Linked DNA regions of Mus musculus: regions 1 and 3 are each linked to region 2. Evidence: chromatin loops called from intact Hi-C (ENCODE). Cell type or tissue: left cerebral cortex. All regions are shown on one strand. Region 1 has its middle 140 kb from the start of Gm34482. Region 2 holds the start of Klf4 (Kruppel-like factor 4 (gut)). Region 3 overlaps Gm12519 (a long non-coding RNA gene).

Region 1 (8,000 bases), 280 kb before region 2:
ATTTCATTGAAGTCCAAAGCTTTAGTTAGATCATCAAATATGAAAAACAACAGTGTATATGCTGATATATTTGTAATTAATTTCCATTTCAGAATTACAATTCTCAACATGAATGAATGTCGTACAGGGCACATGGAAAAGTTTGAATTTTAGATATACAACCTATTTTAATGACTTTTTAAAAAATATTACTAATATGTGCTTTGTGTGTGTGGTTTCATGTATAGCATAGCACCTGCATGGAGGTTAGAGGATGACTTTGTAGTACGATTCCCACTTTTAGGTGGGATAGAATTTAGCTCACAAGGATTTCATATGCAATTTCATCTGAGTATGTGACTTAAGGTATTTTATTTATATTTATTTACCTTCTTTTTTGCAATGCTAGAGCCAAATGCCATCGCCTGCTGAAGCATCTCACAAGTCCACACAGCACATGAAAAGAACATCATGTTCCTAGTATAGTGTTGGATATACATATATGTAAAAAAAAGATGAAAAAGAAATTTATTTGATGTATAGCTGGAGTTCACATCATCTTGACGGGCTGTGCTTTGTGTGCTTACTAAGCCAGTGTCCAAGCCTCCCTCCAGCAACCATGAGCACTTCACTGCAGAACACTGGGGGAGTCTTCAGGTCTTCCTCAAACTTGCAGAGCCTGGAAGTTGATCTAGTCCAACGTCCTCATGTTACAGATATCGAAACTGAGCTAGAGAGGAAGTAACTTCAAGGTTGCACAGGGATTTGACGGTACAACCAGGACCCAAACCCACTCTCATCACCCCAGGAGACTTTTCCCAACATGCCAGTGGGGCCCTAATGAACACGAGATTTGACAGAGATCAACAGAAAGTTGTTCAGAATAAAATCAACTTTAAAACAACAACAACAAAAACAAAACAAACAAACAAAACAATGTAACCAAGACTCTTGGCTTATTCACTTGGAAATGGCAGTTTAAAAGTTGGGGTATCTAGTGCTAAAGATGTAGTTTTGTAGTAGAGTCAGCCTTCACAAGGCCCTGGGTTCAGTCCTTATCATCCCAAAATGTTGGGGTCATAGATCTCAGCACATGCAGCATGCTGATTTCCAGCAAGTATGAAATGTGCAGGGCTTAGGTGGTAAAAATGTTGCCCTGTATGCGTAAGGACCGGACTTTGTCCTCTAGCACTGAACACACACACACACACACACACACACACACACACACACACACACACACACACACACACACAAATTTAAAAAACGAAATATCTTGAAGCTTATTCAAATGAAATTGTCTGAGACATCCGGTGTACACTGGACCTACAATGGTGGAACTAGGGATAAAGTGGAGGGTCTCCCAGCCCTGCCATTCCCTGATAGCACTTCCCATAAATTACAGTCATGGAAACATCTGAGGTCCATCTGATGCTGTGGAAACACCTCCTAAGAATTAGACCCAGCAACACAGAGCTCGGGTTCTGAGACATCACCAGCACCAACTTTCTATCAAACACTGAGCCTTGGTCTCCTCAGTATTCCATGTGAGAAAAGGACAGTTACTGTCAGATGACAGGACGGACAAAAATGCTTACATGAGTGTCTTGACTGCTGTGTGGTTGTGGAGCACAAGTTTGTCCGGATGTCTGAGGGAATTTGAATGAACTTAACAGAAAACTGGACTGTCTTGCCTACTTCACCAGGAAACTGAGAGAGATGCTGGACAAAAATCATAAAATCAATACAGGTGTGAGATTTATATATTGACTTTCTCTTCTGCTCCTGCCTCCCCAATGCTGGCGATCAGAGCCAGAATCTCATGTGTGCCAGGCATATATTATATCACCCAGCTGTATGCCCAGTTCAAGAGTTTAGATGTCTATCAGAGGGGCTATTCTTAAATCAACTTCATCGTCCCTTTACCCAAAAGGGAGATGATCAAAAACTACTTGGCTCATCAAAGAACATTTCTAATATTATTCAAATTAAAACATTTATTGGTACACCCCCCAATGAACATTTCTGATCTCCCTTGGCTCTGTTATATTTAGAGCAATAAGGTACTAAGATTTTGGTGGAGCAAAATAAAGAAAAGAATAATCTATATAGAGTTCCTTTGCCTGGGCTGAGTTTCTTTCCATATGAACATAAAGGACTATATTTCATTTCAAGTAGAAGTAACGGGGACATGGCCTTCACAGCTCTTCCTTCAATGGGACAGAGCAAGGGCACAAAACTGCGTGGATTTATTTCTCCTCAAAGTCTCCTCAGGACTTTATCACACTTAGAAAAAAAAAGGAATAATTCTATAATCCTCAGTTGAAAACCATCCTATTTATTCCCAGTCTGAAATCTCTCAAGGCCAATGCACTTGCTCACATAAGAGGGAGGATTCCTTAGGCCTTTGGATGTTATCCTAAGACACAAACACGTCACAGATTAGGTACATACAAAGTGACCTTGGCATTGATGTTTTCCAGTGCAGCGCAGGACTCAGTTACCCAGGAAGCACCATTACCCATGTTCTTTTGTGTTGCTTTCTGTTGCTGGGGAGAAAACTTAAGGACTCACACAGGCGGGGCAAGCACTCCACCACTGGACTCCACTCCTAGCCACAAGGCCCGCACTTTGCAGGCATCCCGTCAGACCTGGGACGGCCAAGTCATGAGGAAACTTTGAGGCTGTGCCATGTGAGATGAGTGTTTGCAAATTCCTCGAACTCCGGTTGAGGAACTGCACTAGCAGAAATATCACTTCTTTATCAGGGGGTTAAAGGGCAATCACAAGAATAATTTACAAAGGGAAAGAAAGAAACAACAGAGAAAACCTACGATCTGATGCACGAGTGTCCATTTGAACTTCTTAAAAAACAATGCAGGTGACATTTCTGTTCTGGAAACTGGCCTCATCTTATGCTTTTCTCTGCAACATGATTCTCTCAGGGTTGGGAATTGGTTGAAGTATTTAAACACACGTGAGGTCCTAGAGTATAATCCTCTCCAGGACAGCTCATGCTCATGCTGCCCCTGTACAGTTATGCTTAGAGTTTAGAAAGATTTTTCTTATCCTTAAGTTCTCTGTCACCCTGGGAAGAAATAAATATCACAGCCATACACCCAGCTTTTTAAATAAATAAATAAATAAATAAATAAATAAATAAATAAATAAATAAATGGTCAGCTCTCTCCTGCTTGCAGAAGAAAAGGAGAGCCCACTTTCCGTTATGAAACAGTATTTAAACTACCAAGGATAAGTGAGTGAAGAAATTTCCTGTAACATTCATGCTTTTGGAAAATGCCATTTCCAGAGACTAAGCAGAACCAAAACTGGGTATTAATTGCTTAATAACCACAGATTTAACTGGATGGCATTTTATGAGATGTGCAAACTGGGCCGTGCTGTGTTTCTAAGGCCAACCATTGGAAATTGCTATTTTGGTTTGTTTTCCTCACGACAGTTGAGTCCTTCTATTAATCTTTATTAACGGGATGGGTAGAGAATGAGAGGCAAAGCAGAGACGATGCTTGAATTCCTCAGAATTAGAGACATGTGACATGTAAATCAAAGGTCCCGGAGACCCACCCCAGCCCCTGCCAATGTCTGTCTTGTTTGGGGAATAGAGTCATTTTTCTCCATTAAGCTGGTTCCATCGAAAATGTCAGCATGCAATTGGAGCCACGGAAAGCAAGGCTATATCCTGAGTGTCAGAAAATGAATTGCTGTGACCTGAGGCTCTTCATTCTACTTAGAACAGAATGGAGAGCCTACAGTGGTTGCTGGGCACTGCTGTGGGTAGACGCTCAGGGCACATACTTCCTCAGAACTCCAGAATAGCTCAGTGGTGACCAGCCCTTGGTTTCACAGATGAGGAAATGTGGGTTGAGGGGGGTGACTTGAGACCATCAAGCCAGGGCAATGCTAAGGCCAGAATTTACAGTTCTAGTACTCTGTGTGTGTGTGTGTGTGTGTGTGTGTGTGTGTGTGTGTGTGTGTGTGCAGGCAGAATCAAAAGAGTCCAAGGAGTGACAATCAAGCTGTGTCTCACATGGTAAGCAGAAGTTAGCACAGGACAGTATTGTTGGGGATTCAACCGATTCATAATCACAAAGATAAGACATCTGTACATTGAAGGAATTGGAAATCCATTCTGATTCACTTTGGACATGCGGGAAGGCACATATCAGATCACTGGCTTTCAGATTCACCCCAATGTCCTCTGCCTCGTTCATGCCAACTTGTCCTGAGATGTGAATAACTCAACCAGCTGCCCTTTCTAGTGTTAGTGACCCCGCTCACCGCCATTGCTGTGCTCTTGGATGTATGCACCCTAGCACCTCTGGAATTTTGGTCTCCAGCTAGCCCAGGTGTCTTCATTGAAGACTCATCTATTTCTTTCCCTCCACTACCCTGTAAGAAAAGGACATGCTACAAGGTGTCTAGGGACAAAGAGAGAATATATGGAGAGAAGGGAGGCACTGGAAAACCCCCAGGGCAGCAATGAGGGTAGTTCGTCTTACTCGGTTAAGAGAGTTGAGAGAGCATCCAGGCAGAAGCTGAGAACCTTTCTCTCTCCACAGCCACAGCAAGGTGAGAGCCAGAAGCTACTTTATGAGCTTGCTTGTGAAGTCACAGTGGTCTGTGAGCTTGTCCTTTGTTACCACCCAGACCTACAGGTCTGTCCTCCATCCCTGCAACGTTTCGAGCAGGGTTTTCACATCACACTATGGAATCAGCATTCGGAACCTGCGTCCACGCTGCAGGGCTACTGATATAAGGGGCTCTTTGGAGCTGTCATCTCACTGCTCCATAACGGTGATCTTTTTTCAGATGTGTCTGCAGACAAAGTACTTCCTATCTCATAAACACTGGGTTGTTTTTCCACACTATCTCTGATGATGAAAATTTGAATGAAAGGGGTTATAAAGTACCTTTTGATTGCATTGATTCCATCCACTGCTGAATTTGGCTAATTTTGGCTTGCGAAAGTTAGGCATGCTATCTCTGTTCAGCTTTGTGGTGAATGATGTTGACTTAGTAGCTTGAAGTCAGCCACACTTCGAGGGTTTACACCATTGGCATGAGCAAATACTTCAAATCAATTTTATATCATCTTGGTGGAAAGAATTTGAAAATTATGAGCACCTTGCTTCTGAGAAGAATCACACAAATCCAGCTCTCAGAGCAGAAAATTAATCAAACCACTCAAATGAAGCATGGGATTCTGGGACTTTAGAACAGCCTCAAAGGTGGGAGTAAGCACATATCTTCATTGAGCATTCTCCTGATTATTTCCATATAGACAGAAATCAATGTTCTCCTCCAGACGGGCTCATTTCAGAGCACAATTACAAGAAAATTGAATCTAGGATTGGAGGGCACAGGATTAAATTTGACCTTCATCACTGATTTAAATAATAATAAAATTATATTAAACCTTTGGACACTAGACCGGGACATTGTCATCTTCAGACTTTGTGCTTAATAACTCCACAGTAGAGTTACAAAAGAAAAATCACAAAACTGGAATCTCATAATGTTTAAGTCAGAACATGATTAGGGTGTTTGTGCGCAATCCATGGCCACGTGTGACCCAATTACAGGTTGGACATGCCAATTCAAGTTAATCTTTTAAGCCTTCGTATCTGCAACACTATTCTAAAGTGAGGTTGACTGTTTCTCGTCCTGTTTATGGAAACTGAACACTATATTAGACATAAAATATAGAGCACTTGATAAGCACCAGACAACAGCACAGATCGGGAAAATGTGAGAGCCATCTTGTGGAGCAGATCAAGAGTTCTTGGCTTGTTAAGGGAATTTCTGTCCCTCCAGGTGGAGTTGACATTTCTCCTTTATTAACTTCATTTCATCTTTACCAGATGCCATGATCCATGCCAGCCCAGCAGAGGAACTGTGAGGCAGCACAGGCTGATGAGGGGCTCCATCATCCTGCATGCCCTCTCATCTGGGGTGCTGGGGATGTCTCTCCCGGGTGTTAGCACAGCCAGATGTTGGCAAGCATGACAGCTCTAGAAACTTTTCCAGCTGTTTGATCTTTGATCACTGGGAGTTCTCTAGATTGCTAAAGAAACAAATCTTATTAACTGTGCTGGAAGCACGTTTTCTTCTTCCTCTCAGACCTCTAGAGAAGGAAATATTTGTTGTAGGAATCCTAAGGGAACAGGGAATAAGCCATGCAGAAGAAGGTTAGAGGTCTGTGTTCTGGCTTCTATTGCCATATAACAAATAACTCCAACATGCAATGACTTCAAATAGTCATCATTGGGTTAGATTTTATCTTAAATGTCCCTCAAAGTGTGTGTTAGAAAGGCATGGTCTCTAGCCTGTGGTTTTATAGCACTGTAGGGATACAGAAGTCAGGTTACAGAGAACATGCCCTTAAAAGGGGGTACTGGTAACTCAGTCGCAACCAACTTGTCTCTCACTTTGCTTTCTGACTGCCACAAGGTAAAGAATGTTCCTCTATCACATGCTTCTCACGTGATATTCTATCTCACTACAGACCAAAGGAAATGATCGACTAAGAAACCAGGGACTGAAATAATCCTTTCTTCCTTTTAAATTGAAGGTATTTTGTCTCAGTGGTGGGAAGCTGACTTAGTGTCCTTACAGATCCTGAGTTAGGCATTTAGAAAGAAATCGGGTTTGCCTCTCTGTGGTCATCAGTTCTAAAGCTTCATTCAGGAAAATGCAACAGCTGGGGTTCAGTAGCCAGGGACTGAAGTCATCTAAAGCCACCTTCTTTCCCATCTGCCAGTCAGCTGGGACCTCAGCCTTCATCTGGGTTGTCAGCCAGAGAATCTGTGTGTCCTTTCCATGTGTGTCCTCACAGAATGGCAGCCTCAGGCTTCTCAAGTCCCAGCTGGAGGTAGAATGTCCCCCATGGGTGCCCAGCCAGAACCTCTGTGACCTGACTTCAGCAGTCACTCCACTCCTCCATGATGGCATTCTGTCCTCTATTCCTTCCAAGCACGCTGGGAGCCTTGCCCAGATGCAAGCAGGGGGAAATTAGACGGCACTTGCTGAAGTGAAGGTGCCAAAGATCGAGAAAAGCATGCCGAATAGGAAGTTTCAGTAGTGCTGTTCTTGGAAAACAATCTGTCATTGGCAACAGCAGATTTCTCTCGTACCCAGGCTTTTACCCTATCCATCTCTGTGATGAAGATAGCTACAGTATCTGAACTTGGTCTAAGCCTTCCAGAGCATGCCTCCCTTAGAGCATGAGACTGGTTCAGGTTCACCATTCATTCGTGATATTCCCATTAAAGGGATTTTTGTAAGCAGTTTAAGGCTAAAACCATGGCTCATCTGGAAGCATGGCTCATCTGGAATCTCCCACCCAGATTCACGCTGCTCCCAGCACAGAACAGCCGAAGAACCAAGACTGGGTAGTACTTTCAGATTATCCAGATCCTTAAAGAATGTAGTGACAAGCCTAGAAAATGTCACACTGGGCTCATGAGTGCAGATACTGTCTAAGGGTCTAGATGTTCATTTAATCTTCTAGTGGGGCTTAAAGTTTAGTATTGTCCCCACTGTACAGGTAAAGAAATTGAGGCACAGGAAGGTTTATTACTTGCCTACACCCAGTTAATGAGGAAATGGCAAAGCCAAGATCTGAACCAGCAACTTCTTAGTCCTTTTTGTTTATTTATTGTTTGTGATGCTGGAAGAATGAACATGTGTCACCAGGCTGTACCCCAAGCCCAGAGCCAGCAGTATCTACACAGTATGCTAGTATGTCTCTCATGGTGAGGGGCCCTTGTCAAATCAATACAGAGTTGCTGAATTGACTGGTGCCTCTGCCTCCTCTTTCAGCCTATACACCACCTCCTAAAATCCTAGAGATCACTGCCACCATCTGTAACACAAAGGAGATATCACAGGTTTCTGAAAGTCTTTCCATATCTGCTGCTATATATACACTTTGTCTTATCTTCCCAGGTGGACCAATGCTAAACCTTGAATGATGTAAACTTTTATGGTCTTCCTGAAAG
Region 2 (8,000 bases):
GGGGGCGAAGGGGTGGGAACAGGTGTTCTTTTTGTTGTTCCTTTGTTTGAACGAGTAATATTTTCAGAGTTAAACTGGCCTAGTTCCAAGGGAATGGGGATGAACCCCTCGAGGTCACGTGAAGGGGGAGCGCCACTTTCCAGGCGAAGTCGGGCTCTTCCCCACCCCTTAGCGCGCCTAGTCCTCTGCCAAAACCAAGAGAAAGGATGAAAAGTCCTTCCTCAAAGGCTCCCAGCTCGAGCCCTGCCTTTGACAGACTGACTGGGCAGCCCCACTTCATTGGGAAGAGATGCATTCCAAGAGCGCTTCTGTGGTCGGCCAGAAGTGGAAAATTCAGGATGACAAATATTCCGAAGAAAACTAATATAGGTCCCAAGGATTCCGGGACTCAAACAGGTGAAACGACAGAGGACGTGGCACCGACGCCCCGAGAGGAGCGAGTGCACACGCTGCCTATGCTGGAGCATCGACCCCCTTTCCCGAGTGCCTTTCTTCAGTCCCCGCCCTCAGCTGTCTCCGCCAGGGTTCAACCATGAGGGCGGCGGAGCCCAACTCTGCTCCCCAATCCAAAATAAACACCTAGCCTTAAAAAAAAAAAAAAAGTAAACCTAGTTTAGCGAGTTATACTGAACACCACACTCACGGTTTTTGTTTTGTTTTAAGTACTTGGTAGAGATGAGGGCGAAAACCTTTCCCGGCTGGAAAATTACTGAGGGTAGTGGGGAATGGGAAAAGGAGTAATAAGACTAAAACAAAGACTGCCTTTTCCCCTCCCGGTAGGCAAGGGCCTGAGGTGCCACTTTGGAGCACTAGGGTCCCATTGCAGCGCTCCTCTTCCCAGCGCAGGATCACCTCCCAGTGAAGTCCCTTTGAGTGGGTTGGCTAGCTCAGAACCTAAGTTGATGGGAGCGAGTTGTCCTATGACCTTTACCTCGCCGCTTCACCTCTTTATGACTCACTTCTCATCTTCAAAATGAAGAGTGCGAGTGCGTAGCTTGTAAAGAGCTTTGAGATCCCTGGTGAAAGGTATCTCCGCGCCTCGGTCCCTCTCCGCGTTCCCACTCCCCCACCCCCAATGTAAATCTGGAACGCCTTCCTTGTTCCTTCCATTATCAAGATGACTACGTGCCCAATCCCGGCCGCTCTCTTTCATAGCAGGCGCGGAACCCCTTCTCCTAGCTTCTGAGATTCCTAGCGCCCCCCCCCAATCACCCGGCCCTCACCCCCACCCTACGGGAGGCCCCACTGGCACCCGCGCCAGGCCAGGCCCTGCGCCGACACGGCCCGGCGTCTGCGTGCGTATGCGAGAGAGGGCGGGCTGGATGAGTCACGCGGATAATCGCGCTCTCGAGTGCGCAGACGACAGGACAAGCGCGTACGCGAGCAGGGGTAGGGGCGCGCCGCCTCTTCCCCCCCACACACACACACCCCCAACCTCCTGTCCCCCGCCAGGGTTCCCGTGGCAGGACTTTCGAGCCCAGGGAACCGACCGTGGCCGCCCAGAGGACCCCGAGTAGCGCGGCCACGGGAGCCACGCCGTACTCCCAGCGCCGGAGCCGCCGTCGCCGCCACCGCCGCCGGCGTCAGCACGGCTCCAGCCCGCCAGCTGCCTGGCTGGCGTCACGGCCTGGCCCCGCCCCGCCCGCGCCCCTCCCTCGCCCCCGCCCCCACGTGCGCGGAGTTTGTTTATTTAGCTACCATGGCAACGCGCAGTGGGGGCTGCGGGAAGGCGGGGAGAAGAAAGGCAGGGGGCGGGGCCTGGCGGCGGAGCCCCGCGCGCCGCCACAGGGAGGAGGCGGGGAGCAAGCGAGCGAGAAGTTATAAGTAAGAAGCGCGCGGCGGCCGCCGGCAGTTCCCCGGCCAAGAGAGCGAGCGCGGCTCCGGGCGCGCGGGGAGCAGAGGCGGTGGCGGGCGGCGGCGGCACCCGGAGCCGCCGAGTGCCCCTCCCCGCCCCTCCAGCCCCCCACCCAGCAACCCGCCCGTGACCCGCGCCCATGGCCGCGCGCACCCGGCACAGTCCCCAGGACTCCGCACCCCGCGCCACCGCCCAGCTCGCAGTTCCGCGCCACCGCGGCCATTCTCACCTGGCGGCGCCGCCCGCCCACCGCCCGGACCACAGCCCCCGCGCCGCCGACAGCCACAGTGGCCGCGACAACGGTGGGGGACACTGCTGAGTCCAAGAGCGTGCAGCCTGGCCATCGGACCTACTTATCTGCCTTGCTGATTGTCTATTTTTATAAGAGTTTACAACTTTTCTAAGAATTTTTGTATACAAAGGAACTTTTTTAAAGACATCGCCGGTTTATATTGAATCCAAAGAAGAAGGATCTCGGGCAATCTGGGGGTTTTGGTTTGAGGTTTTGTTTCTAAAGTTTTTAATCTTCGTTGACTTTGGGGCTCAGGTACCCCTCTCTCTTCTTCGGACTCCGGAGGACCTTCTGGGCCCCCACATTAATGAGGTAGGTGAGATGTTGGACTTGGGAACAGAAAGGGGTGAGGATTGGAGGGAAGCTTCGGAGCAGTGGCCAGGGTGTCCCCTGACTCCTGGTCCCTGTGCGCCCCGCCCGGCCCGCAGGCAGCCACCTGGCGAGTCTGACATGGCTGTCAGCGACGCTCTGCTCCCGTCCTTCTCCACGTTCGCGTCCGGCCCGGCGGGAAGGGAGAAGACACTGCGTCCAGCAGGTGCCCCGACTAACGTGAGTGTCGCGCTAGTGCCCTGTAGATTTCTGCAGATGGGGTGGGGTGTATGGGCGGAATCCGGGGGTCACCAAGAGTCCTTGGTTAGGACAAGGATTGCCCTCCATTGGAACTCTACAGCCTTCCGAGGTGGCTCCTCGGCCCTTGAGTCGGCCTTAAGTGCGTGTGGTCCCGGCACTGCGGTACCGCCAGGGGCGCACAGCGGTTCCCCACTAGTCTTCGGGCGTCCGGACCGTGGGGTGGGCGCACTCAGTCCACTATATTTTAGGTGGACAAGTCTCGAGACCCTTTGGGCCGGAGTGATCGTAGCGCGTGGGCGACCCGGTGGCTATGGTGCATGGGGAGAAAGCCACCGTGTCCCAGTGTCCCAATTCCGTGGGCGGCTGGAGCGTCCCGCGGATCTGGCGGGGAAGAGGACTGGGCTGGTGGAGCGACGGCACTAGCTTGCAGGAGAACGAACGCGCCACCTCTTACCTTGGTGTTAGCTGAGATTGCAGTGTGGCCCCTGGAGTCCCCGAGGCTGCCTTCCTGTTCTGTCCAGTTCCTATAGCAGGGTGTTGGTGTGCTTCACCCAACAAGTCAATATTAGGGGTGGCAACAGGGTGCTACAATTAACAGTTTCTCTCTCCCTCCCTGTTCTTGCAGCGTTGGCGTGAGGAACTCTCTCACATGAAGCGACTTCCCCCACTTCCCGGCCGCCCCTACGACCTGGCGGCGACGGTGGCCACAGACCTGGAGAGTGGCGGAGCTGGTGCAGCTTGCAGCAGTAACAACCCGGCCCTCCTAGCCCGGAGGGAGACCGAGGAGTTCAACGACCTCCTGGACCTAGACTTTATCCTTTCCAACTCGCTAACCCACCAGGAATCGGTGGCCGCCACCGTGACCACCTCGGCGTCAGCTTCATCCTCGTCTTCCCCGGCGAGCAGCGGCCCTGCCAGCGCGCCCTCCACCTGCAGCTTCAGCTATCCGATCCGGGCCGGGGGTGACCCGGGCGTGGCTGCCAGCAACACAGGTGGAGGGCTCCTCTACAGCCGAGAATCTGCGCCACCTCCCACGGCCCCCTTCAACCTGGCGGACATCAATGACGTGAGCCCCTCGGGCGGCTTCGTGGCTGAGCTCCTGCGGCCGGAGTTGGACCCAGTATACATTCCGCCACAGCAGCCTCAGCCGCCAGGTGGCGGGCTGATGGGCAAGTTTGTGCTGAAGGCGTCTCTGACCACCCCTGGCAGCGAGTACAGCAGCCCTTCGGTCATCAGTGTTAGCAAAGGAAGCCCAGACGGCAGCCACCCCGTGGTAGTGGCGCCCTACAGCGGTGGCCCGCCGCGCATGTGCCCCAAGATTAAGCAAGAGGCGGTCCCGTCCTGCACGGTCAGCCGGTCCCTAGAGGCCCATTTGAGCGCTGGACCCCAGCTCAGCAACGGCCACCGGCCCAACACACACGACTTCCCCCTGGGGCGGCAGCTCCCCACCAGGACTACCCCTACACTGAGTCCCGAGGAACTGCTGAACAGCAGGGACTGTCACCCTGGCCTGCCTCTTCCCCCAGGATTCCATCCCCATCCGGGGCCCAACTACCCTCCTTTCCTGCCAGACCAGATGCAGTCACAAGTCCCCTCTCTCCATTATCAAGGTTAGTGGGGGGAAGGGACTGGCTGGTAGAGATGGCGCTGGGAGCTTTGTTTCTGGGGATCTTGAGACTATCCAGATTGAAGTTGACCCCACTTTCTTTACCCCCCCCCCTCCCAGAGCTCATGCCACCGGGTTCCTGCCTGCCAGAGGAGCCCAAGCCAAAGAGGGGAAGAAGGTCGTGGCCCCGGAAAAGAACAGCCACCCACACTTGTGACTATGCAGGCTGTGGCAAAACCTATACCAAGAGTTCTCATCTCAAGGCACACCTGCGAACTCACACAGGTAAGGGAACCAGCACTGTGGAGGAGGGTTGGTGCCTGTCTGCTCCGTAGGCTGGCTGTGGGCTCCTTAGGGCTTTCTTGGGTGCTGGGGTGTATCTCTTCTCCATCTCCTGGATCACAGAGGAGGGCAGCAAACAGGCGCCTATGGTTTTGCCCAGAAGCCTTTTGCTTGATGGATGCTATCTGCTGCCTGAATGTGCAGTTTCTCATTGGGCCTTTAAAAGATAGGGAGTTTCCTGTGTGTGCCTGCCCCTCCTAGCCTGGTAATCAAGAAGTTATACTTTGCAATGCAAAACTGTGGCGGTATCTTTAAAAGAAAAGTTTTAAATTTTCTAGATTATTTTCATTGTTGTCTCCTCCTCCTCTTAGATCTACCTACCCTTGACTCTATTCTGGTCTTTAGAATAATTAGATCGTATTTACGTTTGAAGAATTTAATGGTTCCCATTGCAGGGATTCTGGTGTAAAACTGTCCCTGCAAGCTGGGTAGGGTGACACTCAACTTTGGAGTTACAAATACCAAAGTTGAAAGAATCCTGTTGATTCAAGACCGATCTGGTCAAGAACCCGAGTCTCGAAATAACAAAGAACGCACAGGTAGTCTTTTAGTGGGTAGAGTCTTCCAGATGCATTTATGAAAACAGCCAGAACGGCTCTGCTGGAGAAATTAGCCACGGGTGGCATTCTGGACCCAGCGTAATGGCATGGGATCCTTTGGGTTTCAACAGAGCCAACTTCTTTTTTTTTTTTTTCCATTTTTTATTAAGTATTTAGCTCATTTACATTTCCAATGCTATACCAAAAGTCCCCCATACCCACCCACCCCCACTCCCCTACCCGCCCACTCCCCCTTTTTGGCCCTGGCGTTCCCCTGTACTGGGGCATATAAAGTTTGCCTGTCCAATGGGCCTCTCTTTCCAGTGATGGCCGACTAGGCCATCTTTTGATATATATGCAACTAGAGACAAGAGCTCCAGGGTACTGGTTAGTTCATAATGTTGTTCCACCTATAGGATTGCAGATCCCTTTAGCAGAGCCAACTTCTAATCCAGTCCATTTCCAGTGCTGGTTAGGCTCGAGAGTGAAAACTCCGTACTGTGGGGGTGGACGCTTTGAGAGGGTATCTGCTTTTTTTTTTTTTAAGTTACTAACTACTGTTTCTCCATGAGTTTAAACTCATAACACATGTCATTCCTCTTCATCTGAAATTCAGTATGGCCCTAAAGTGTCATAAAGACATTCCTGAAGGTTTTTTTTATTATTATTATTATATTTTTACTTTCTTGAAAGGAGAGAGGGTGGGGCATGCAGTAGAATTTGCTCTCTGGCCTCTCCCTTTTTTTTAAGAAAAAAAAGGGGGGTGGCTAATTCTTCCTTCTAGCAATGGCTTCAGCAGCCCGTTCTCTTTCCCTTTACAGGCGAGAAACCTTACCACTGTGACTGGGACGGCTGTGGGTGGAAATTCGCCCGCTCCGATGAACTGACCAGGCACTACCGCAAACACACAGGGCACCGGCCCTTTCAGTGCCAGAAGTGTGACAGGGCCTTTTCCAGGTCGGACCACCTTGCCTTACACATGAAGAGGCACTTTTAAATCCCACGTAGTGGATGTGACCCACACTGCCAGGAGAGAGAGTTCAGTATTTTTTTTTCTAACCTTTCACACTGTCTTCCCACGAGGGGAGGAGCCCAGCTGGCAAGCGCTACAATCATGGTCAAGTTCCCAGCAAGTCAGCTTGTGAATGGATAATCAGGAGAAAGGAAGAGTTCAAGAGACAAAACAGAAATACTAAAAACAAACAAACAAAAAAACAAACAAAAAAAACAAGAAAAAAAAATCACAGAACAGATGGGGTCTGATACTGGATGGATCTTCTATCATTCCAATACCAAATCCAACTTGAACATGCCCGGACTTACAAAATGCCAAGGGGTGACTGGAAGTTTGTGGATATCAGGGTATACACTAAATCAGTGAGCTTGGGGGGAGGGAAGACCAGGATTCCCTTGAATTGTGTTTCGATGATGCAATACACACGTAAAGATCACCTTGTATGCTCTTTGCCTTCTTAAAAAAAAAAAAAGCCATTATTGTGTCGGAGGAAGAGGAAGCGATTCAGGTACAGAACATGTTCTAACAGCCTAAATGATGGTGCTTGGTGAGTCGTGGTTCTAAAGGTACCAAACGGGGGAGCCAAAGTTCTCCAACTGCTGCATACTTTTGACAAGGAAAATCTAGTTTTGTCTTCCGATCTACATTGATGACCTAAGCCAGGTAAATAAGCCTGGTTTATTTCTGTAACATTTTTATGCAGACAGTCTGTTATGCACTGTGGTTTCAGATGTGCAATAATTTGTACAATGGTTTATTCCCAAGTATGCCTTTAAGCAGAACAAATGTGTTTTTCTATATAGTTCCTTGCCTTAATAAATATGTAATATAAATTTAAGCAAACTTCTATTTTGTATATTTGTAAACTACAAAGTAAAAAAAAATGAACATTTTGTGGAGTTTGTATTTTGCATACTCAAGGTGAGAAATAAGTTTTAAATAAACCTATAATATTTTATCTGAACGACAATCTCTTTGTTTTTTTTTTTCGAAACTGGAAAAGAACTTTTTAACGGGGGGGGGGGGGGGGCCACTGGTGAGAACCACACTGTGAAGCCAACCTTACCTTAGCAAGAGGATGTAGGCAACTTGCTTTTTTAGACTACTCAGTTTTACATGAAGTAGTGTTGGAGTTGAGAGCTGTACGGATGGGACCTTAAAAAACATCTGGTTCATGTTTGTTTAGTACGAATGCAGAAGTATACCTCCTTACCCAAACGCACATTTCCAGGTAGGTGGCTCAGTTATTCTTTGATCTGCTCAATTTTAGCAGGGAGCACTAAACAGTAGGCCAGAACACTCTAGTTTCATACATTTATATTTATACACATAGACACATACACACACAAACGTGTGTGTATATGTACATGTTACATTTTGTCTTTAAATGAAATTATGAATCATTTTCTGTGCAGGCCTGGCCTTGTAGTCCCCACAGAATCTAAGTAACAAAAGAACCTTCCCCAGGCAAACAACCCTAAGAACAGAATGTAGTTCCACAGTGCCCTCCTGAGGATTAAGGGCTTCATTTATGCTGCATATATTATCCCTAAAGAGATCCAAAATATACTATCTACAGAGTATCTCAAAGCTTCCTGAATGTCTCTGAAGGCATGGAAACAATTTAAAAATTACTCAAACCCTGAAGGACAGGACTGTGTAGCCCAGTGGTGGGGTGCAACTGAGCAAAACCCTGGAGAGGTAGCCACCTCTCCAGGTTGAAGCAAAACTATTTTTAGCTGTCACAAAATGGAAAAGTCTGTGTGATACTTGTAGACATG
Region 3 (8,000 bases), 440 kb before region 2:
TCGACAAACCTGGACCCTTGGGCCTCTCAGAGACTGAGTCACCAACCAAAGTGCATACAGGGCCTGGACCAAGGCTCCTGGTGCATTTGTAGCAGATGTGCAGCTCAGTCTCCATGTGGGTCCCCCAACAACTAGAACAGGGGCTATCCCTAAAGCTAGTTCCTGTTCCCCAACTGGGCTGCCTTGTCTAGCCTCGGTGGGAGACAATGTGACTAACCCCGCAGAGACTTGATGCTCCAGGATGGGGGGGTACCCAGGAGAGGGCCCCATTTTCTCATAGAAGAAGGGGAGGGGAGGGGTGGGGAGGAGGGACTCTATGAACAGGGTAAGGGGGAACGGGGATCAGGATGTAAAATTAATAAATCAAATAATTAATGGAGAAAATATGGGTTCAGTTCATAAATCCCAGACCAGCAGAGCAGCCATGAATACTCTCAGTGTCTCAGTAAATATGGGCAATGATCTCAGTCTCATGTGGTCATTGCTGAGTCCAAACAACTTTATATCTGCCAAGCATATTTGCTCATTCAGAGCTCTTGTGTGTATATATATACACAATTCTATCAGAATTCCTTTTCTTTCCCATTAATTCCATCCTCACACTATTCTTTGTCCTTTCGTGAAAAGTTCCCCATAGATTCATGTGTTTGAACATTTGGTCCCCAATGGGTGACACTGGCTATGTAAACCTCAGGCAGTGGAACCTCACAGAGAGAGAGAAGTGATCCTCTGGATGGACTTCTTGCTCCTCTGATTGGAGCTCAGTGTTGAACAGTGCGTTAGACCAAGCTATTGGCTTCGAGTCAGAAGTCATGTGGACAAAGGCATCTTCAAGATCTGTGTGAACAGGTATCACATCTGTTTGCTTGTCATCATTCCAGATGAAATTCCATAAAAAGCAGACTCTGAGGTGGTCCTTTGTACACAAAACAGTTATTGGAGAGGAGTTTGAGAACTGGCCCCTATAAGATGGAACTGTAAATGGATTGGACACAGGCAAAGAAGCTGATACAATGAATTAAGCAAAAGAACTCTGCTAGTCTTATGGAGAACTTGGCAGAGAGATGGCTCTTCAGTCTTATCCCAAATAGAAGCAAGAAAGTTGAGCCTCTCGTCACCTGCCTTCCATGAAGGCTGCTTCCAGGAAGGGGATGGAATTTTGATCTTGGAATTTGTCTTTCACTGAGTACATTCCCAAACAGAAACAGCTGAGAACCACCAAAGTACACAATGGTTGGAAGCAGAAACTGCTCCTTGTGGAACTGGAGAGTGTCTGCTGGACGATCTGTGCCTAGTGGTACATGATTCATTAAAGGCTTAAGAAGATGTTCTGTGGGGCTGTCATCATCTATTAGTCTCCATATATTTCAGCTTCCTGGTAAGGACTGTTTAGGCACTCACTGTAAGGATGAGGAAAATCAGCCCTCCTTCCTTGATAAGGGAAGACCACCCTTCCTAGAGGAGAAATTTTGGGGTAGAGGGAACGATAGGCTGGTGGCACTGAAGCCAAAAGACAAGAGATGATTCAAAACAAGTAAAATAAGATTCTGGAATGAGAGACCATGGCATGAGCCTATGGTAGCCATAGACCAGGCCAGGTCCTCATGGCCTCCGGTGCCAGATGTCAGAGTTTTGGCTAGATCCACAAATAAGTTGTGGGGTCCATAAAGTTTCAATAGAAGATTGAAGACCGTGCTCTCATAGAAAGAACAGAAGGTTGAATTACTGAGGCTATTTTTAATGCAAGGATTCCATGGAGGCACCAGCTACCCAAACTCAATCATATGTATGATCTCCATGTAGAACAGTGTCTGACTGCCCTCACTCCAGGTCCTCTGTGAACTGAAGAAATCCTGAAGAAGTCTCCTGTGAGTGTAGTCTAGCCTTGGCAGTGAGTGTCTATGAGTCCATTCTCAGTTAAAAGAAACAAAGAGCAAGCTTCAGATTGTCAATTCAGAGAAAGTGGGGGTATCTCTTGGCACAATAGACGCTCAAAAGATCATCAGCTGAGAAGTCTTCCTGGACAGACTTGATGTCCATTATCAGCCACTTACCACCTATATCATACCTATACTTTACCATCTATAGTATAGCTTGTTAATAGTCCACATTCATAAAGTTTGTTCATCCATGAAGTGAGAACAGGAACTTCCAAGCACTTCACTGGTAGGGAAATAAAACTTATCCAATGACAAAAGTTTTATTTTTATCATGCTGACAGATTTTTTTTTGGAAAGATGAGGATCGATGCTAATGAAAGCGGATACTGAAGGCTCTGTTGCTCACCGTGGGTGTGTATGCTGAACTGCAATAAGCAATTCTAGGAAGGAAATTTTGAAATTTCATTTCACATTGTGCTATAAGCAACTCACTTCACAAGTGGTCCAGTTAGAATCATCACTGACTACCAAGCAGCTTGTTTGCCACTCCTTTTAAATTTATTTCAAACATTACATTATTTTCTGTGTTGTTTTATAACAAGATCATAACTTTAAATGATGATGATAATAATAATAAGTGCTTCTCAATTCCTGTACTGATAAAGTATATGCAGAAAGGGATCCTGAAAACCCTAGCCCTTGCATTTAACCGAAGGCCCATTTCCTTCCAAAAGCAAGTATCTCCCTCTATCTGACCACCTCACAGTAAAGAGAATAATCCATCCTCACCCTGTGATCCCCTACAAAAGGCTTTGGTAGACAATAAGTGGTTTTCTGCAGGGTAACATCACAGCAGTCTCTGAAGGTATCCTTTAACCATCTTGCTGACTCTATTTCTTCAGCTCACTGTCCCTCTCTCTCCTGGACTTAGTCACTTCTTTCCTATAAGATCTTGCATATTATCCTCATTTCTAGTTTTTTTTCCTTATGTTTTCATAATTCTGTTCTCCTTCACCCACTATACTGCAGCCAAGGTGATTGCTCATCCCATTGTGTTTCTCTGACCATGACACTCTCTGTGCTTGATAGAAGGGACATTGGTACTTCTCAATGTGAAGTTAAAGGTCATATATGGTTAAGCCTCTATCTAATTTGCCAAGGGCCTCTCCTGCTTCTCTACTGTGTGCAAAAACACTATGTTGGTCTTTCACAAACTACCTTGTAGTAGTTCCCCAAACTCTCCATTCACTTTCTATGCTTCCTTCATTTACAAACACCAAACACTAATTCTACTCCCCTAGGTATCTTCTGAGAGGTTGTTCTCTCTCCACTTCTCATTCAAGTCTGAAGATGCTTACAGTCACCTGCAGTACTTCTAAATCAGGTCAGTTTTGGGTCTGCTGCCTATATTGGACAGTATGATCCTCAGGGGAAATATACTATAATCTTTTGAAATCTTGCCACCCAGCATGTATGCAATGCAATCCATGGGTCTGTTAATGTTTTCTTAAATGATTTTTTTTTCAGATTTATACCCCATGGCATAAAACAAAGCAACGTAGAAAATCTCTGACTGCTCCATAATGCTGACTTCACAAAGTCCCCAGCCACCCACAGGATCTCTCAAAGTTGTCATCTGGAGGATAGGGGAGCTTTGGGGAAAAAATCAGAGCCCCTCAATTACCAATTCTGACAACTCTTATTTTAGCTTGAATCTCCCCATGCAAATAGACAGTTGACATGTGATTGGAGAAGAAATAGAAGTATGTTTCTATTAAAACCATGTTCCTTAAGTTGTCGCTCTGAATTTATATCCCTCTGGCCTTTGCCAAGTTGGCTCTGGGCTATATTCTGTCCTGAAATTAGAGCATTCTTCTTGTAGCCCCAGGAGATGCCTAAGATCCTTGAAGATGAAAACCAGACTCTGAACCATAGCTTTGGGAATTAGGGGAGTCCAAAGTGTAACTTCCCTATGCAACATGCTTGGGATAACCCAGCTTTCCTTTGCACTTCTGATTAGAGTTTTGAGATGGAAGAGGTCACAGCTCCAATGATCTCAGCCGAAGAAGATGAGGAAGAAGACCAGCACAAGTGGTAAGAATCAGGTACATTGGGGTGAAGGAAAACACTACCTAAAATGTCAGAGGTCCTTGAACTTTATTTAAGAAGAAGCAGTTGTGGGGTATGTGTGCATGAAAATGTTGAATTTTATCACAATGAGCAATTATTTGGTATCTGTTATTTTCGTGACATCCACTAAGCCTGAGGAAGGACGAAGACGAAGCTAAGAAGTTGATTGCCCTTGAACTACTTACTCATTGCTACTTTTAAACAAGGGTTTGGCTCTCAATTGCCAGTAGGATAGGTTATTATGAGTCTCAGAAAAGATTAAAATTGCATCTGTGAGTGACATGGCATAGAACCAGGGAAGATGGAACAGGGTTAAGAGTCACGGTGTCAGGATCAGCTGCTCCATAAAGCATGACCTCATGCCACTCAGAGCCTCGGTTTCCTCTGCTGGATTTACAGTCATAATAGCCACTTCAGAAAGGGGTTAGAGGGGGATTAAAGGAGAAAAAGTGTGGGAGCTCTTGGCCTGAAGTAGCACTAGCTTGTTTCTCTTTTGCTGTCCATCAAAGCTACGACTCAGTGACCTCATGGGAAACCGTGGGGAGAGATAGCATTCAAGAAGGAACATGGGGAAGAGTATCCAGAGTACAGAGTGGAAGCCTTTGCCCTCCTCTTTCAGCTCTCCAAGGAATGTCTTCCTGCCCGGTGTCCTGGACAACTGCCTGTCTTTAGAATTAACAAATGCTCTGACTTGCAGGTATTTCTATTTGCCTGAGAAATGAAGCTAGCTAACTCAGTCCAAAACCAAGAAAGACTACCGCCATACTGGCTTCTCCATTGAAGCTTCCATACCCCCGCCAGACCACAGAGCACATAAGAAGAGGAAAATAAACAAAAGGGCAGGGCGAACAAAGCCTTTTCCTCACCGGGTTAGCCTGTGGTCTAGAGCAGAACAATCTGGCTTGGGAATCTCAGCTTGGTTTAGGGAATCTCGGCTTGGTTTAGGATGGCTGATTGTTGGAAAGCTCCAGCGTCTGTCAGAAGCACGCAGGCAGCTGGCTTATGTCTCTGTGACTTCTTTCATTTTATACATAGAAAAGCACATTTCCAAATGTGTCTGTAAACACAAGAGATGACCCACTTTCCCTGCTCTGCTTCTTCTTCCAAGTTTTAACTCAGAAGAAATGCAGCTATCCTGTTACAGTGGGCCTGAGAAACTTAAATACAACATAGCATTCTTACTATCAGACAATGAGGGGTCAATGAGGAGTGATGATACTGCAGGGCAACTCTGAGACAGCTGCTTCCATCTCTGCTTTAAGATCTATGTTTTCATCTTTCAGATGGACACAGCGACACTTCAAGGATGGGTTTATGAATTAAGTAATTCCATATATGGAAGAATTATGTTAAGTCTCAATAAGCGTTTGCTTCTTCCATGTCTGCCACCATGATATAGGGGATATGTCTTGCAATCAGTCTTTAAAAATTCTCTTTTGCAAAGTTTAGCTCTTTTCCTCACCCTTTCTACTCTGTGGGGCTGATTCAAGAGATTAAGAAAAAGATGGAATGAACGTACTTGGCTCATGAAAAGAGCACTAGAACAAAAATAAAGTCTGTTTGATGCTTGTTTTCTCTAAATGACAGCAAGGTCCATGAAAGAACCAAGTATTCTTAAAGACTCACCTGAGCAAGGGTGGTGGCTCAGTGGCAAAGCTCTTGTCTAGTGTGTATCAGGTTCTGCTTTTCATTATTAGCATTTCTGGGGTTGGGAGTATGTCTTATCCCATCAATGGATCCTTGAACTCCCAGAATGATGAATTATAATCAAAGAGAAGGAGAAAAATGGAGATACTAGTTGCTGTTGAAGTCAAGCCATATTGGCTACAGGGCCAAGCCCGAACTCTTTGAATATCATACAGCATCAAAGAAATCAAGTCTGGGAAAGCCTGATGCCAGATAAATGATTAACTTAAAGCCTATATGCTCTAATCTGAGATCAAAGGAGGTACTCTTTCCAACAAGTAAAACCCTCTGAAAAATTAGAACATGATTCATGCTAACAAGGCACTTAGGATTCAAGTAAGTAGACAGCCCCAGCCCAAGGAATTAGAGGTATGTCTGTCTAAGGGAGGAGGTCGACAAGATCATCCTCAACTTTTATGTTCAGAGGTAGGATTTCCATGACCTGAGGCTATCTAAGGTCTAAAGGGTTGAACTTCTAGAAGAGTTATTCACCACTGATCTATAATTTACTAAGGTCTAAGGTCAACAAGAAAAGGATGCCTCCCATTGATCTGTTACACTCAAGTTCTAGTTTAAGGTCTTGCACAAATGAATTCCCAGGTACCTAACTTTCTATATTTGCAGTAGGAAGTCTTCATTATTAATTTTCAGATTACCTCTAACCCTCCTATGAAGGCAAGTTCTTATCTATCTCCTTTTGTAGGATGAAGAGAATCCCAACACAGAGCCAACCACTCTAGTTCCTTCTGTATTTCTGAGAAACTATCTCATTTGTTAGGGTCTATGATACTTCATGATGCCAGTCCAGTCTGAAACAGAAGGTAGAAAGAAGTGTGTTTCCCTATTATTTGACACCTTCATCTACACTAGCATGTCACAGCCTGTGGGTCATGACCCCTTTGTGGGTAGCATATCAGATATTCTGTACATCAGATATTTATATTATGACTCACCATAGTTGAAAAATTAAAGTTATGAAGTATCAATGAGAATAATTTCATGGGGGTCACTGTAGCATGAGGAACTGTACTGAAGGATCACAGCATCAAGAAGGTGAAGAGCCACTGATCGACCCAGTTGTCCAAGCCAGAATCTGAGGAACAGCTTTGACTCTCCTTACCATTTCTGTCTGCCTAACTTCACTGTCACAATGTCTCTTTCAGAGTCTCTCTCAAATCAGCTTTTGCTGGTATCAGGATTTCTCTGGAGGACTCAACAAAGTCCTCTCCATGCCTGAGATTCCTACAATGATTGAAATTCCATTGTTTCTTCCCCGTGGGTATGTATTTCTGCCTTTGGACGGACAACTTCAGTCCAGCTTTCACATGTCCCTCAGAACCACTCTGTGCAGATTGTGACCTGATGCTTCTAACACACTGTCCTTCACCAGTCCCTATGCCCTCAACCCCTACACTCTATCATACACATCTTACTGGACAAAATGCCTACTTGTGTCATTCACTTCTTGCTGGACATGCTGAGGTTTTGGATAACCTGTCCATCTTTCAGTCTCAGCTGTTCCAAAGGTGCAGGCTCTCACACTCTCCAGTGCTTCAGCCCCTTCACGTTTCACATATATTTCACCTGAGTGATTATTTTAGATTCTGACAGTGTGGATTCATCACGGTGTTTCATTTGGTTGGTTTTATATCGCATTTCTGTTTTTACCAAGAAAACTCATTTTTTCCTCTAAAACTCATCTTAATGTTGCTTCCCAGTAAAGACTTCTCTGTTAGTAGCCTCCTCTGCATTCCTTGAGCAACCCCAGCTCATGGCCATCCCAGTGGTCACGAAAGGGGCATCTCAGTTGACTGGTCCCTTCTTGTCTGCTTCCCTTCCTAGAATAACCATAAGCTTCCTGAGGGAGTGCACCTCAGAGAGGCCTCGCCTGGGACTTGAAAGTAAGGAGAAAACAGCACAAGAATTTTCTGGGGAATAAAGATGTCCTCTGAAGTTCTAAGCCAAGCAGAGAGAAAACTCACATTTATTTTATAAAAGGTCAACTCTTAGGATATGTTCCGATATTACTAGCTTTTCTCAACACTATGACAGAACATCTGACAGGAACAATTTAAAGGAAGAAGTTTTTATATTAATTCTTGGTTTGGGGCAGATGCAACCCATCATGGCAGAAGGCAGGGTGGTGGAAGCACAAAGCCACTGGTTACATTGTGACAGAAAGCAGAGATCAGAGTAAGATCTGAGCTGGTCCTCAGCTGGCTTCCTCTCTTTTTATTCAATCTGGGATTCTAGTTTATGAGATGTTGCTACTGAGGGTGGGTTCTTTCTCCAATGGGTAAACAT

Evidence for each region. Hi-C counts contacts between places; a loop is a spot of excess contacts. Peaks named below come from ENCODE experiments on the same cell type or tissue, not always from the same donor. Only the 100,000 strongest peaks of a DNase experiment are listed, where the experiment ranks them.
Region 1: a loop joins it to region 2, with 3 times the contacts of the local background. A loop is called at or near these places in 9 of 42 quality-filtered maps.
Region 3: a loop joins it to region 2, with 2.9 times the contacts of the local background. A loop is called at or near these places in 2 of 42 quality-filtered maps.

The regions. Positions count from the first base shown.
Region 1 is chr4:55,807,661-55,815,660 of GRCm38, reverse strand. No RefSeq gene overlaps it. Among named protein-coding and RNA genes, the nearest start is that of Gm34482, 140 kb to the left of the region's middle. In left cerebral cortex, no CTCF peak of the experiment used is centred here; DNase peaks (open chromatin) are centred at 3,825 and 6,982.
Region 2 is chr4:55,526,326-55,534,325 of GRCm38, reverse strand. Klf4 (Kruppel-like factor 4 (gut)) reads left to right here and starts at 1,851. Exons shown (of 5, transcript NM_010637.3): 1 at 1,851-2,459; 2 at 2,576-2,696; 3 at 3,343-4,327; 4 at 4,444-4,608; 5 at 6,026-7,189. The coding sequence starts at 2,455. The coding sequence ends at 6,201. Gm12506 (a long non-coding RNA gene) reads right to left here and starts at 1,616. Exons shown (of 5, transcript XR_390585.4): 1 at 1-1,616. In left cerebral cortex, CTCF peaks have their summits at 1,800, 2,882, 3,869 (motif pointing right), 7,722 (motif pointing left) and 2 weaker places; DNase peaks (open chromatin) are centred at 2,917, 3,158, 3,927, 7,720 and 4 more places; H3K4me3 peaks cover 4,550 bases; H3K27ac peaks cover 2,670 bases.
Region 3 is chr4:55,969,631-55,977,630 of GRCm38, reverse strand. It overlaps Gm12519 (a long non-coding RNA gene), which reads left to right. Exons shown (of 8, transcript XR_881294.1): 3 at 3,182-3,264; 4 at 3,901-3,974; 5 at 4,520-4,707; 6 at 6,860-6,975. Among named protein-coding and RNA genes, the nearest start is that of Gm34482, 20 kb to the right of the region's middle. In left cerebral cortex, no CTCF peak of the experiment used is centred here; a DNase peak (open chromatin) is centred at 4,999.